Linked DNA regions of Homo sapiens: regions 2, 3 and 4 are each linked to region 1. The links are chromatin contacts, found by Hi-C or POLR2A ChIA-PET in ENCODE. All regions are on one chromosome and are shown on one strand. Each heading gives the region's core, a stretch centred on a gene start or an enhancer-like site at or near the end of the contact. The rest is flanking DNA. Distances are from core to core; before and after follow the strand shown. Region 1 overlaps PDSS2 (decaprenyl diphosphate synthase subunit 2). Region 2 overlaps SOBP (sine oculis binding protein homolog). Region 3 has its middle 150 kb from the start of SCML4. Region 4 overlaps SCML4 (Scm polycomb group protein like 4).

Evidence for each region. A loop is a pair of places that touch in the nucleus more often than their neighbours do. ChIA-PET counts read pairs that join two places held with the same protein, here RNA polymerase II (POLR2A). Pooled maps may share reads with other maps.
Region 2: a map of GM11168 shows a loop between it and region 1 (2.7-fold over the local background). The contact joins two enhancer-like sites. A Hi-C loop is called at or near these places in 2 of 168 maps with a recorded cell type or tissue (GM11168 and endothelial cell of hepatic sinusoid), 1 of 37 single-sample maps with no recorded cell type and 4 of 50 pooled maps. POLR2A ChIA-PET finds 5 or more read pairs at or near these places in 1 of 52 experiments (OCI-LY7).
Region 3: a map of heart right ventricle shows a loop between it and region 1 (3-fold over the local background). The contact joins two enhancer-like sites. A Hi-C loop is called at or near these places in 1 of 168 maps with a recorded cell type or tissue (heart right ventricle), 1 of 37 single-sample maps with no recorded cell type and 3 of 50 pooled maps. POLR2A ChIA-PET finds 5 or more read pairs at or near these places in 2 of 52 experiments (GM10248 and OCI-LY7).
Region 4: a loop to region 1 is called in a pooled map, with 3 times the contacts of the local background. The contact joins two enhancer-like sites. A Hi-C loop is called at or near these places in 4 of 168 maps with a recorded cell type or tissue (Right ventricle myocardium inferior, aorta, esophagus muscularis mucosa and 1 more) and 10 of 50 pooled maps.

The regions. Positions count from the first base shown.
Region 1 is chr6:107,328,923-107,331,622 of GRCh38, forward strand. The region is part of intron 2 of PDSS2 (decaprenyl diphosphate synthase subunit 2); the gene reads right to left. Among named protein-coding and RNA genes, the nearest start is that of PDSS2, 130 kb to the right of the region's middle. Within about 2 kb of position 1,394, at least 3 of the 41 ENCODE cell types and tissues checked have a DNase peak (open chromatin) inside an H3K27ac peak, as active enhancers do; they include OCI-LY7, where a contact is called at or near this core.
Region 2 is chr6:107,617,523-107,620,222 of GRCh38, forward strand. The region is part of intron 5 of SOBP (sine oculis binding protein homolog); the gene reads left to right. Among named protein-coding and RNA genes, the nearest start is that of SOBP, 130 kb to the left of the region's middle. Within about 2 kb of position 1,314, at least 6 of the 41 ENCODE cell types and tissues checked have a DNase peak (open chromatin) inside an H3K27ac peak, as active enhancers do; they include OCI-LY7, where a contact is called at or near this core.
Region 3 is chr6:107,669,527-107,672,226 of GRCh38, forward strand. No RefSeq gene overlaps it. Among named protein-coding and RNA genes, the nearest start is that of SCML4, 150 kb to the right of the region's middle. RefSeq lists an enhancer at 1,345-1,404. Within about 2 kb of position 1,430, at least 9 of the 41 ENCODE cell types and tissues checked have a DNase peak (open chromatin) inside an H3K27ac peak, as active enhancers do.
Region 4 is chr6:107,715,535-107,718,234 of GRCh38, forward strand. All of the region lies in intron 6 of SCML4 (Scm polycomb group protein like 4), which reads right to left. Among named protein-coding and RNA genes, the nearest start is that of SCML4, 110 kb to the right of the region's middle. RefSeq lists a silencer at 1,242-1,391. Within about 2 kb of position 1,342, at least 6 of the 41 ENCODE cell types and tissues checked have a DNase peak (open chromatin) inside an H3K27ac peak, as active enhancers do.

The sequences.
Region 1 (2,700 bases), core at 144-2,643:
AAATCAAAGGACCCAGTGGGTTCAGGTCTGGCTCAGCCAATTTTTAACTGCTTGCTATGGGCAACAGCTCCAACCCCTCTCCATGTCTCTGCTTTCCCTCTCAGCTTTTGCCTAGACGACTTCACTAATTCCCTGGCTGACTCTCTATCTTGGACCTCACCTCTCAGGGTCACCTTCTAAGCGTCAGCTAATTATGTTCCATAGCACAGATACAGTAACATGACCCCTTTTGCTTAAACACCTTTTTGATAATAGCTAAGAATAAGAGCAAACACTTACAGAATGCTTACTATGCCATGCAGTATTCTACTCACTCGTTTAATTCTGAAAACCATTCTGTGAAGTACATACTGAGGTGCGGCTAGCAGGTGGTGCAGTCAGCTTCCAGATTCCAAGTCCACTCTGCTGCCTCTTGAACTCCCCACAATTTATCCAGGATATCGCCCTAATTCCTCAGGCCCTTCACAGTGTGACTTCAACCTTTCCTTTCCACCTCATCTTCATTCCCTGCTTCTCATATATGAGTTTCTAGGGCTGTGAGGCTGGCCTGTAGATGGCTGCCTTCAGTTCACAGGGCATTCTCCCTGTATATGCATATCTATGTCCAAATTTCCCCTTTTTATAAGGATGCCAGTTATATTGAGTTAGGGCCTATTCTAATGACCTCATTTTGACTTGATTAGCTCTGTAAAGATCCTTTCTCCTAATAAGGTCACATTGTGAGGTACTAGGGGTTAGGACTTCAACACATGAATTTTGGGAGGGTAAAATTCAATCCATAATACCTGCATACATAATGAAGCTAGTCTCTTTTCCATAAATTCATACAATCATGTAACAGTTATGTACTGAGTGCCTATTAATTACAATGTTGGTACTGTTCTGGGCCCTGCTAGGTACTTCTATACCCCACGTCTTTGTGAGGTATAGAAGCAGGGTGCAGTGGCGGGCGCCTGTAATCCCAGCTACTTGGGTAGCTCAGGCAGGAGAATTGCTTGAAACTGGGAGGCAGTGGCTTCAGTGAGCCGAGACTGCATCACTTCACTCCAGCCTAGGTGATAGAGCGAGACTCTGTCTCAAAAAAAAAAAAAAAAAGGAAAAAGGTAACATTTGCTGCTGTCAACAGATAAACCCTAAAATTTAAGTGGCTTAACAAATAGATTTTTCTTCTCATACATCTAGTCTGTATGGATGTTCCTGATGGGCAGGTGACTTTCCTTCAAGAGTGATTCAGGGACACAGGCAACTTTCATCTTGAATGGGTCACTTCCCAGATCATCTGCTTAAGGAGTATTACAGATGCAACATTTTTATGGCCAGGAAATAGTAAATATCACTTCTACTCCTACTCTATTGGCTAGATCTCAGTCACATGGCCAGCCACCTGCATGGGAAGCTGAGAAATGTAGTCTAGCCGGGTACTCAAGAAGAAAAGAAAGTGCGTTTGGCATACTTGCTTCAGTCTCTTCTACCAGTTAAGGTGCTGGGAAACTTCAGGAAATGAAAGTAGAGTGCAAATATGTTCAGTCTGTGGTCTGCTTTTAACTACTAGTTAGAAGAGAAGATTGAGTCAGTTCTTGATAAAACAACCGAGAAAGTGGAACCATCAGCCAAAATATTCACGTGAATTTCTGTAAACTTAATAATCATATCATGAGAAAAATCTATAGTTTTTAATATGCATTATATATTGTAATAAACTATCTTTTGTACACAAAATAAAACTATGCTATTACTAATAGAATGGGAAGTTGTAAACATTTTCTTGATTGTAGCTAGGGATAACTGTAAATTTAGTAATACTTGACTGGCTTTGCAACCAATTTTTTAAAAGTCAAGGTTAGTGGAATAAACCTAAAGTTCACAGTCTTGTTGGCAAAAGGCTATGGCGAATGTTTACAGTACATTTTTATAAATGTGGCTTTCTTGCCCGATTTTCAAAATGTAGTTATTACATTTTAGCCTAAATTCTGCCTCTCCTGGCTGTTATATGATTAGTTCACTAGACATCCACAGCACCAATTATATCCTTAGGCCAAACAAAAGAGATCACCTAACTCCCATTTGGTCCTTCAGGTAATTTACTCAGGTCCCGTTATCTGATATCAAAGTCAAGTTTTATGAGAGAAAAAATACCAACAAGGTAAATCCCAGTAGTTTGGAGGTGAATTAAAAAGCTCCCAAATTAGTACTTCCCTCAAATGTTAAATAATTCACTGTAGCATTATAGATACAAGACTCCAGCAAAAGTTACACTTGAACAATTAAGGAAGCAAGAGCTAAACAAATGACTTCAGGGGTAGAGAAACAAATTAATGGTTTCTCATAGCACTATACCAAATTACTTTTTCACATTAACAAGTGTGTAAAACACCCAAACACCCCCAATGACCTACTAGATGAAGTTTGATTATAGAAAATAGCCTGGGTTTACATGCCAGGATTATTCCCTAAATGTAACTGTGGATTCTATACACTTGAGTATAAAGCCCATTTATGTTATTTGGAAAGGTTTCATGTTCACAACGTACCCCTACTCTTTTCCAAAGTTCTTTTAGTCAAATTGCTTGGATTATAATGACCATCTGCCAACATGTTATGTGAAGGACCAAAAGCAATGAAATTGTTTCCTAGAGGCTAGACAAGAATTAGAAACACAAGGTTACATCACAGTGCACCATGTGCATACAGATTAATAGC
Region 2 (2,700 bases), core at 64-2,563, 290 kb after region 1:
CCCGTTTACTGCGTATCAAGCTGCAGGAAGTCCAGCTGATGTAAATAGATTAATATTTAAAAAGTAATACAGAAGAATGAGGTTCCAAACATGTAATGTTTAATTATTGAAAACCCATAATGGAATTCCAATCCAAACTCATCTCTCACATCTCACTGGTGTTCAGCAAAGAAGCTCAATTAGCTGGGGAGCCTGCCCACCCCACAGCTTGATTTGATCATCCCAGGGCCAAGCCCATGCTCTCTCTTAAAGTGCCTGGCAACACAGATGTGGGCAGCTTGGGTTGTTGTATGACTCCTTTTTTTTTTTTTTTTTTTTTTTTTCTGAGACGGAGTCTCTCTGTCGCACAGGCTGGAGTGCAGTGGCACGATCTCAGCTCACTGCAACATCTACCTCCTGGGTTCAAGCAGTTCTCTTGCCTCAGCCTCCCAAGTAGCTGGGACTACAGGCACCCGCCACCAAGCCAAGCTAATTTTTTGTATTTATAGTAGAGATGGGGTTTCACCATATAGGCCAGGCTGGTCTTGAACTCCTGACCTCAGGTGATGCGCCCGCCTCAGCCTCTTAAAATACTGGGATTACAGGTGTGAGCCACCGTGCGCGGCCCGTATGCCTTCTTATTACATAATTGTTGCAGCCCTTTTTAGTCAAATTAATGGGTAAATGACTGTACAGTGTGAACAGGACAATAGAGAAGAATTTGCATAACTTCTAACTGGTACAATTCAGGAAAGTTAGGTGACCTTCCAGAAATCATAGTATTAAGGGCATTCATAGTTCCTTTGGGTTTATTAGGCCATGAAGTATTTGTCTGGTTAGAAGAGTTTACTTAGTCTAGGGGTAGCTGATCACCCATTCTCCTCTTGAGACCATAGTTCTTTGGCCCTTTAGGACATATGTGTCACTTACTCTGGATAAGGCTGAATTTGCGCAGAGGCCTGTGGCAGAGAATGGCCAAAGGAAGAGATAAAATGATCAACATGACTAGAATAAACCCTCATCCATAGACCAATGGGATTTAGTTCAAAATCAGTGTGCCAGCAAGGCTGTTTGAAGTAGTTTTCTTGATTTTATGTTTTTATTTAGCATGACAGTTAAGGACAGTCCTTTGTGTATAAATACAAAAAATAGCGATATGCCATTTGTTGTTGTTTGGTTTAAGTGCACGTGAAGAGGCTGCTCAGTTGTGGCCCCTTTCTCATGTAATGCTCAGGAATTCATCTGTCATGCAGAAAATGCAGCTGTGTGACCTAAAATGCTCTTGGGTGAAGCCTCGGGGTTTGGAAGGTCACGCCATAGGTACTGGTATTCATGACATCCTGTCGGGCTTGTGGGCTGCGTAGGGTAACTAGAACTGAGAGGACAGAAATTGAGTTTGTAGTGACTGCAGAAGCTGAAACCACAAGGTGAAATGTAATAGGGTCTAGGCCTCAGTGAGCACAGGAAGCTGATTAGAGGTGAGCAGGGGCGGGGGAGCACTGAGGCTGAGAAAAGTGCCACAAGGGGACGAGTAACGTTGATTTCTGGACAGAGCCTGTTAACATGCGGAGGGGCCCATGTGTAGGAATCACCTTCACCTTCTCCTGCAGTTCAGTTACAACTGGTAATTGCATCCTGAACCCTTATCATGTGCAGGATGGGGTTCTGGGGTGTAAAGGTGCCATGAGATCCAGGCCCAGTACCACAAAAGAAAGCTTTAATTAAAGAAAACATGATAAGGCTTAGGTTTCCTGGCCCCATCTTATGCATCCAAGTGATTAAGGTAGCATTTTTCAAAGTGTTTTCCTATAGAAGCCTACTTTAAAAATAAAAGAGTTCTGTTTTTGAAAAGCTGGGGAAACTCTGGATGAATGAAGTTTAAGTATGTTTCTTTTCTGCAGATCTCCTCAGAGGCTCAGGCATGGCAGCCTGCACTGAGAACCTCCAAAGAAGAGCATAGAATATGCAACATTTCCCAAGCTTATTGGGCCATGGGATCCTTTTTGGGGGACAGAGCATTTATTGGTGGATCTAGTGTTTCTCAGCATATACTTTAGGAAATAGAGAGTTGGGGCATATTGGTCAGTGGTAGGGTCGGTGGGGTGGGGGGCAGTTGGAATGGGTTTAGGAATAGACAAGAACCTGAGAGAGTATTCATATTTCCTTTCTATGGAGACCCTCAGAAATAGTAGTGCAGGTGTATGCAGGCTTCTATAAGAGGCATGTCCTGGTGTAAACTTTATGCTTTTGCACCAGCAGAAGACAAGGCCTCCCAGCCCTTGGATTTGAGTAGGTCCACCCAGACTGAGGCTGTCCTGGGTACGCCACACCCATAGCAAGATACAGGGTCATTAACCACCAGGAGGGAGTATTACGGGATTAGGCAGGGACCTTGAAGTCACTGCCCCTTCCTAGATTTTCCTCATTTTTTTTAGCAGAGGGTAATACCTGGAAGGTTATGGTAAGGATTAAATCTGAGAAAGTCTGTCAAGCTGGGTGAGACTTTTGGTCTTCCTAAAGTTATGGAAGCTTGCCATAAAGAAGCCCAGGGAAATCAGAAAGGTGGGAATAGCCATTGCCACTCATCCCTGTGGTGTCTGAGCAATTGTGCTGGCAGTGAATGGTCCCACAGTGCTAATAACTGAGCCACTGGACTGCCTTACTGCTCCCAAGGAGCAGGCATCCTTGCTTCCTGATTTAGCACGAGGCCGTTAAAGATTT
Region 3 (2,700 bases), core at 180-2,679, 340 kb after region 1:
CAGGGCCCTCACCCTGGCTGTATTCAGCTAATGGGAGATGGGATTTCTCTCCCTCTCTCTCTCCCTCAGCCACCTTCCTCAGTTCCCTCTGGAAAGCCCTTAGGAGCTGCAGCTCCCATGAAGTCTTCCTATGTTTGTTCCTTCAGCCTCAGGGTTTTCTCACTGTCCCCTGCCCAGCTTCTCAGCTCTCCATCACTGTGGACCCCCTTCCCTTCCTTGCGCTCCCCTGGCTGCAAGGGCCTAAGGTGCTCTCTGTTTTCCTGGCTGGGCCTTGGCCGATAGAGTATGTGAACATGTAAACGTGTCGCACACCAAGACAGAGACAGAACCCCCGAAGACCCCAGTCCATAAAGCAGAAGGAAGGACGGTGCAGCTCACCTCGTGTTTCCCACCCTGAGCATCACAACCTGGAGCTTAACCGTAGGTCAGGTGATCTATCTGAAACCATTCCCCAAGGGGTTCTTCAGCTTGGGCCTTTAGACAAACAGAAAAATGGAATAGCAACTATGTATGTTTTTTTTTAATCATATATTAGTTTCATTAAAAATATGGATAAAAAATATGCAGTGGGCTTCTGGTATGCCTTCCATTTATTCTTTGCTTTAAAAAAAAAAGAGAGATGGGGGTTCTCACTTTGTCACCTAGGTTGGAGTGCAGTGGCATGATAATAGCTCACTGCAATCTCAAACTCCCGGGCTCAAGCGATTCTCCTGCTTCAGCCTCCTGAGTAGCTGGGACTACAGGCCTGTGCCACCATACCTGACTAATTTAGAAAAACCTTTTTTGGTTGGGCGCGGTGGCTCATGTCTGTAATCCCAGCACTTTGGGGAGGCTGAGGCAGGTAGATCAACCTGAGGCCAGGAGTTCGAGACCAGCTTGGCTAACATGGTGAAACCCCGTCTCTACTAAAAATACAAAAAATTAGCTGGGTGTGGTGGTATATGCCTGTAATCCCAGCTATTCAGGAGGCTGAAGCATGAGAATTGCTTGAGCCTGGGAGGCAGAGGTTGCAGTGAGCCAAGAGTGTGCCACTGCACTGCAGCCTGGGTGACAGAGCAAAACTCTGTCTCGAAAAAACAAAAAACACCATTTTTTTTTTTTAAGGAAAGGGTCTCAGGCTGCCCAGGCTGCACTCCTTGCTATGGAACTATAGGCAATGTCTCGTGTGTCTGGACTCTCCTTCTAGGTTCTGCTGACCTTGTCTGTGTCTCCTGTTATTCCTGTTCCATACCAAGTAGCATTTTCTTGGGTTTTTGTTTTTTTTTTTTGTACCTATTCCCTGTTTCAGTGCATGTACAGGAAGAGTTGTCTCATCAGGTGCCACTAAGGAAAACTTTCTCCATCAAGCTGCCTGCTGTGCACGTTGCCTGGGCTTTGCCTACCCCTGGTGCTGCATCTGCCTGTGTTCTGTCTTCTGGTTCTGCTGTGCTGTGGGGGAGGGGACGCTTGTACTCCTCTCCTTTTGGCAGGAAGAGTCACTTCCACATTGAGGTCAGAATTGAAAATGGATTTCCCCGTTGGGCAGAGGGATGGAGGCCTGCACTTCCTGTGTAGTGTAATTAATCGCTGCCCCTTCCCTGCCTGCAGCCGTCCAGGCTCAGGGCCGGCCCTGATTAACCATTTCCTGCCCAACGTTGTGAAGGCTACGAAAGACCTGTGTGAGCTTTCGCATCCTTCCTTCCTACAAGTTCGCTATTAATCTCTTGTAGGCCATCCCTCAGGTTAGGGAGCTCTCTGTGCTGGGCTCGTTTCTGCTGTGTGGGGAGAACTCAGTGCCCAAGAGGCTCCATGGAGCAGAAAAGCCTGAGTCCAGAGGAAGAGGGGCAGGAGCTGAGGAAGCGAGGACGGCAGGGCCCTGCTTACGGAGCAAATTTAGTCCATCTTTCTCACTCCCTTCCCATGCCCATGGCTATGTCATCTCAAATGGACAGGGCTCAAAAGAAGGCTTCTCTTCGCCCTTCTAGCTGCCTGATTTTCATGTCATCTGAAGGTACAGTGAGTAAAGAACATGACCTCAGAGATGACATTTGGAAGCCTTTAGGTTGGTTTGAATTCCTGCAACTTCGGAGCCGTCCCTTTCTCACATGTGCATAAGCCATGACATTTGAGAGCTGGAAAGGACAGGATTGTTCGTATTGTTCAATGCCCTCATTTTTGCACATGTGGGAAGTGAGGTATAGAGAAAGGCGGAGTGACTTGTCTAGTGGCAGTTAGCTCGTGAGTAGCAGGATCAAGATGGGAACCCGGGTCTTCATGAACTCTCCGAATGCTTCTTTCAGCAGTTACTTTGGAATTAGAACCGATTAAAGTGTTTGCTGCCTTGATGTGGGGTGTGAGTTGTGTTCCACAGACACAGAGCTCGGTGGATTAATGGTGTGCTGGAACGTGTTTAACTGTGGGCTCTCTGAGGGGAAAAAGCGTGATTATCCATAAGTACGTAAGTTTATTATACATTTTGCTGTTATGAAAGATGTGGAACATGCAATTTATAATAACGATAAAATATATAACACTCTTTGTTATAAATTCCATAGAACCAATAGATTCTCACAGCATGGTCTTGTTGATTTTTGTTGAATTCTTGTAACTACCTGGTTGCAATTGCTGAATGAGTGTAGTTCTGATATAAATGTTGAATGATATTTTCTTGTATGTTAATGTATTAGACAAAAGTGAAACCACGAAGACATAGGTTGAAAC
Region 4 (2,700 bases), core at 92-2,591, 390 kb after region 1:
AAGTCAGGAAGCTTTTGTTATCCAAAACCTCTTTATAGCTCTTGGTGATTATATCTTGGATGAGAGACAAGGAAGAGCTCTCAAACTTTCACCAGAGCATCAGCAGACACCAGGAAAATGTGCCCTGTGAACACATCCCCTTGGAGCCCACTGGCAGCGGAGACAGACGTGATATATCACAACTGCAGGAAGCTAAAGGTAAGTACCGCCAGAGAGAGAAGGCTGAGGAGTTTGTCAAGTCATCAATACCCACCCTTCTGCCTGCAGCCTCATGCAGTTTTCTGGCTTTTGTGGTTTTAAACCATTTTGATTAGTACCATGGGGAAAATGCCATTTCTAAGTCTCTTCCATGGTTTATGACTTGGGTCAAACTCCCTTAAAGAGGTATGGTTTTTTTGATGATAACTGCTTTTTACTTGGGATGGAACTTCAGAGCAATATTGAACAGTCATTTGGGTGGGAGGGTGGGGTGTGGGGGGACCCACAGCAGGCACTAGGCTGACAGCTAGGTGAGAAATGGGTGAGGACGCTGGCGGTTTCTCTCCCACTTTAACATCCTGCCACTCAAGTCAGCATGGTTTTTATCTCCATGGTTTCCAAACATTTTTAGTTGTGCAAATTTTGTTTAAGCAAAGCACATATAGAACCCCACTCTGCAAATGTGAAAAGGCCCTGCTTAAAGAGAGGGAGGGCACCTGGAGTCCTGTCTGCTCTTGTTCCATCTTCTCCATCTCTTAGAACCTTGAAAGCCATCAGGCATGATTTGAAAACCCCTGGGGTTGTTTTGAAAGACAGGCTTTGGAGCCCACTGAAGTCAGATCCTGGCTTAACACTTGATTTACCTTCTCTTGAACCTCTTTTTCTTTATCTTTAAATCAAATATACCAATACCTTTTTATAAATATTAAATCCTAAACATATAACTTATAATAAGTCGGAAACTGTCTGGCCCCCTTGAGTGTAGGTGTTCAATAAATAACAGTCTGATACAGGCCTCAAGCCCCCCTTTGCCAGGGCTGTGGGGGGTTCAAATATGAATAAGAGGCTTCACAAAGCTGAGGGTCTGTTCCTTTCTCTAGGATAGAGTAAGAACTATAGATGAGGAAACAAAGTGCCATGGGAGGAAAAAGGAGGGAGTGAGCATTTCTGATCAGACTTCCCATTGCCTACTCAGCGTTACTTTGCACTTCTTCCTCTGTAATAGCAGCCCTAACTTCCATCTGGAATCATGGTTGCTAGGAATGAAAACCACATTTCCCAGCATCCCTTGCAGCAAGTGGCCATGTGACTACATTTTGGTCAATGAAATGTAAGCAGAAACGGAAACCTCTTTCAGAGACACTGGTGCTATCCTTCCTTCCGTCTTCTCCCCACCCACTTCCTCTGTCTCACTGCTGAGAATGTGCATGGCTGACTGGCTGTTTCTGGTACCTGCGGTTTTATTTAGCACCCTGAGGAAGGCACTGGTTAAAAGGAATCTTTCGGCTGGGCGGGGTGGCTCACGCCTGTGGTCCCAGCACTTTGGGAGGCCGAGGCAGGCAGATCACGAGGTCAGGAGATCGAGACCATCCTGGCTAACACTGTGAAACCCCGTCTCTACTAAAAATACAAAAAAAAAAAAAAAAAAAAAAAAAAAAAAGCCAGGTGTGGTGGCAGGCACCTGTAGTCCCAGCTACTCAGGAGGCTGAGGCAGGAGAATGGCATGAACCCAAGAGGCAGAGCTTGCAGCCTGGGTGACAGAGCGAGACTCTGTCTCAAAAAAAAAAAAAAAAAGGAATCTTCGGAGAATTAAAGTGTTAACAGACCTACAAAGGATGAATAATTTCATTTTTCTTCAGTGTATCACAAAGGCTCAACAGTGAACTTCAACTGATACATCACATAGCAGCTTTTCTCCAAAGAGGTTAGGTGGCTTTGCGATTTTAAACATCCCACAGTCCCGTGGTGGGGGTCCTGCTGATTATGGACAACTGGATTTCAGGGTCTCAGGCAAAGTTCTCTCTAATATTTATTTTTATTTATTTATTTTTTGAGACAGAGTCTAGCTTTGTTGCCCAGGCTGGAGTGCAGTGGCGCAATCTCTGCTCACTGCAACCTCCACCTCCCGGGTTCAAGCGATTCTCTTGCCTCAGCCTCTCAAGTAGCTGGTATTACAGGCGTGCATCACGACACCCAGCTAATCTTTGTATTTTTAGTAGAGACGGGGTTTCACCATGTTGGTCAGGCTGGTCTCAAACTCCTGACCTCAAGTGATCCACCCGCCTTGGCCTCCCAAAGTGGTGGGATTGCAGGCATGAACCATCGTGCCTGGCTGGTTCTAATACTTCTAAGTTATTAAAAAGACAGCCAGGATTCAGGGTTCAGGTATTGATGTTCTTGGGATGAAAGGCAGCAGGCACAGGTGGACTCCGTGTCTCTGATCTCATCCCAGATCCTGACAGGCAGAAGGGCCTGAGCTAGGGGGCCTCTCCTGGGGTGCAACCAGGCTCCAGCAGAGAGGCTTTCTCAGAGCTGGAGGCTGAGGAAGGGTCTGGGCTGCCCCTCGGCCAGTCGTCTGGCAAGATTACTCAGACTGTCAGGGCCTGATTCCAGGATGATATGAGTTAGCTCTGTGTCCCCACCCAAATCTCACCTTGAATTGTAATAATCCCCATGTGTCAAGGATGGAGCCAGTTGGAGATAATTGAATCATGGGTTTGG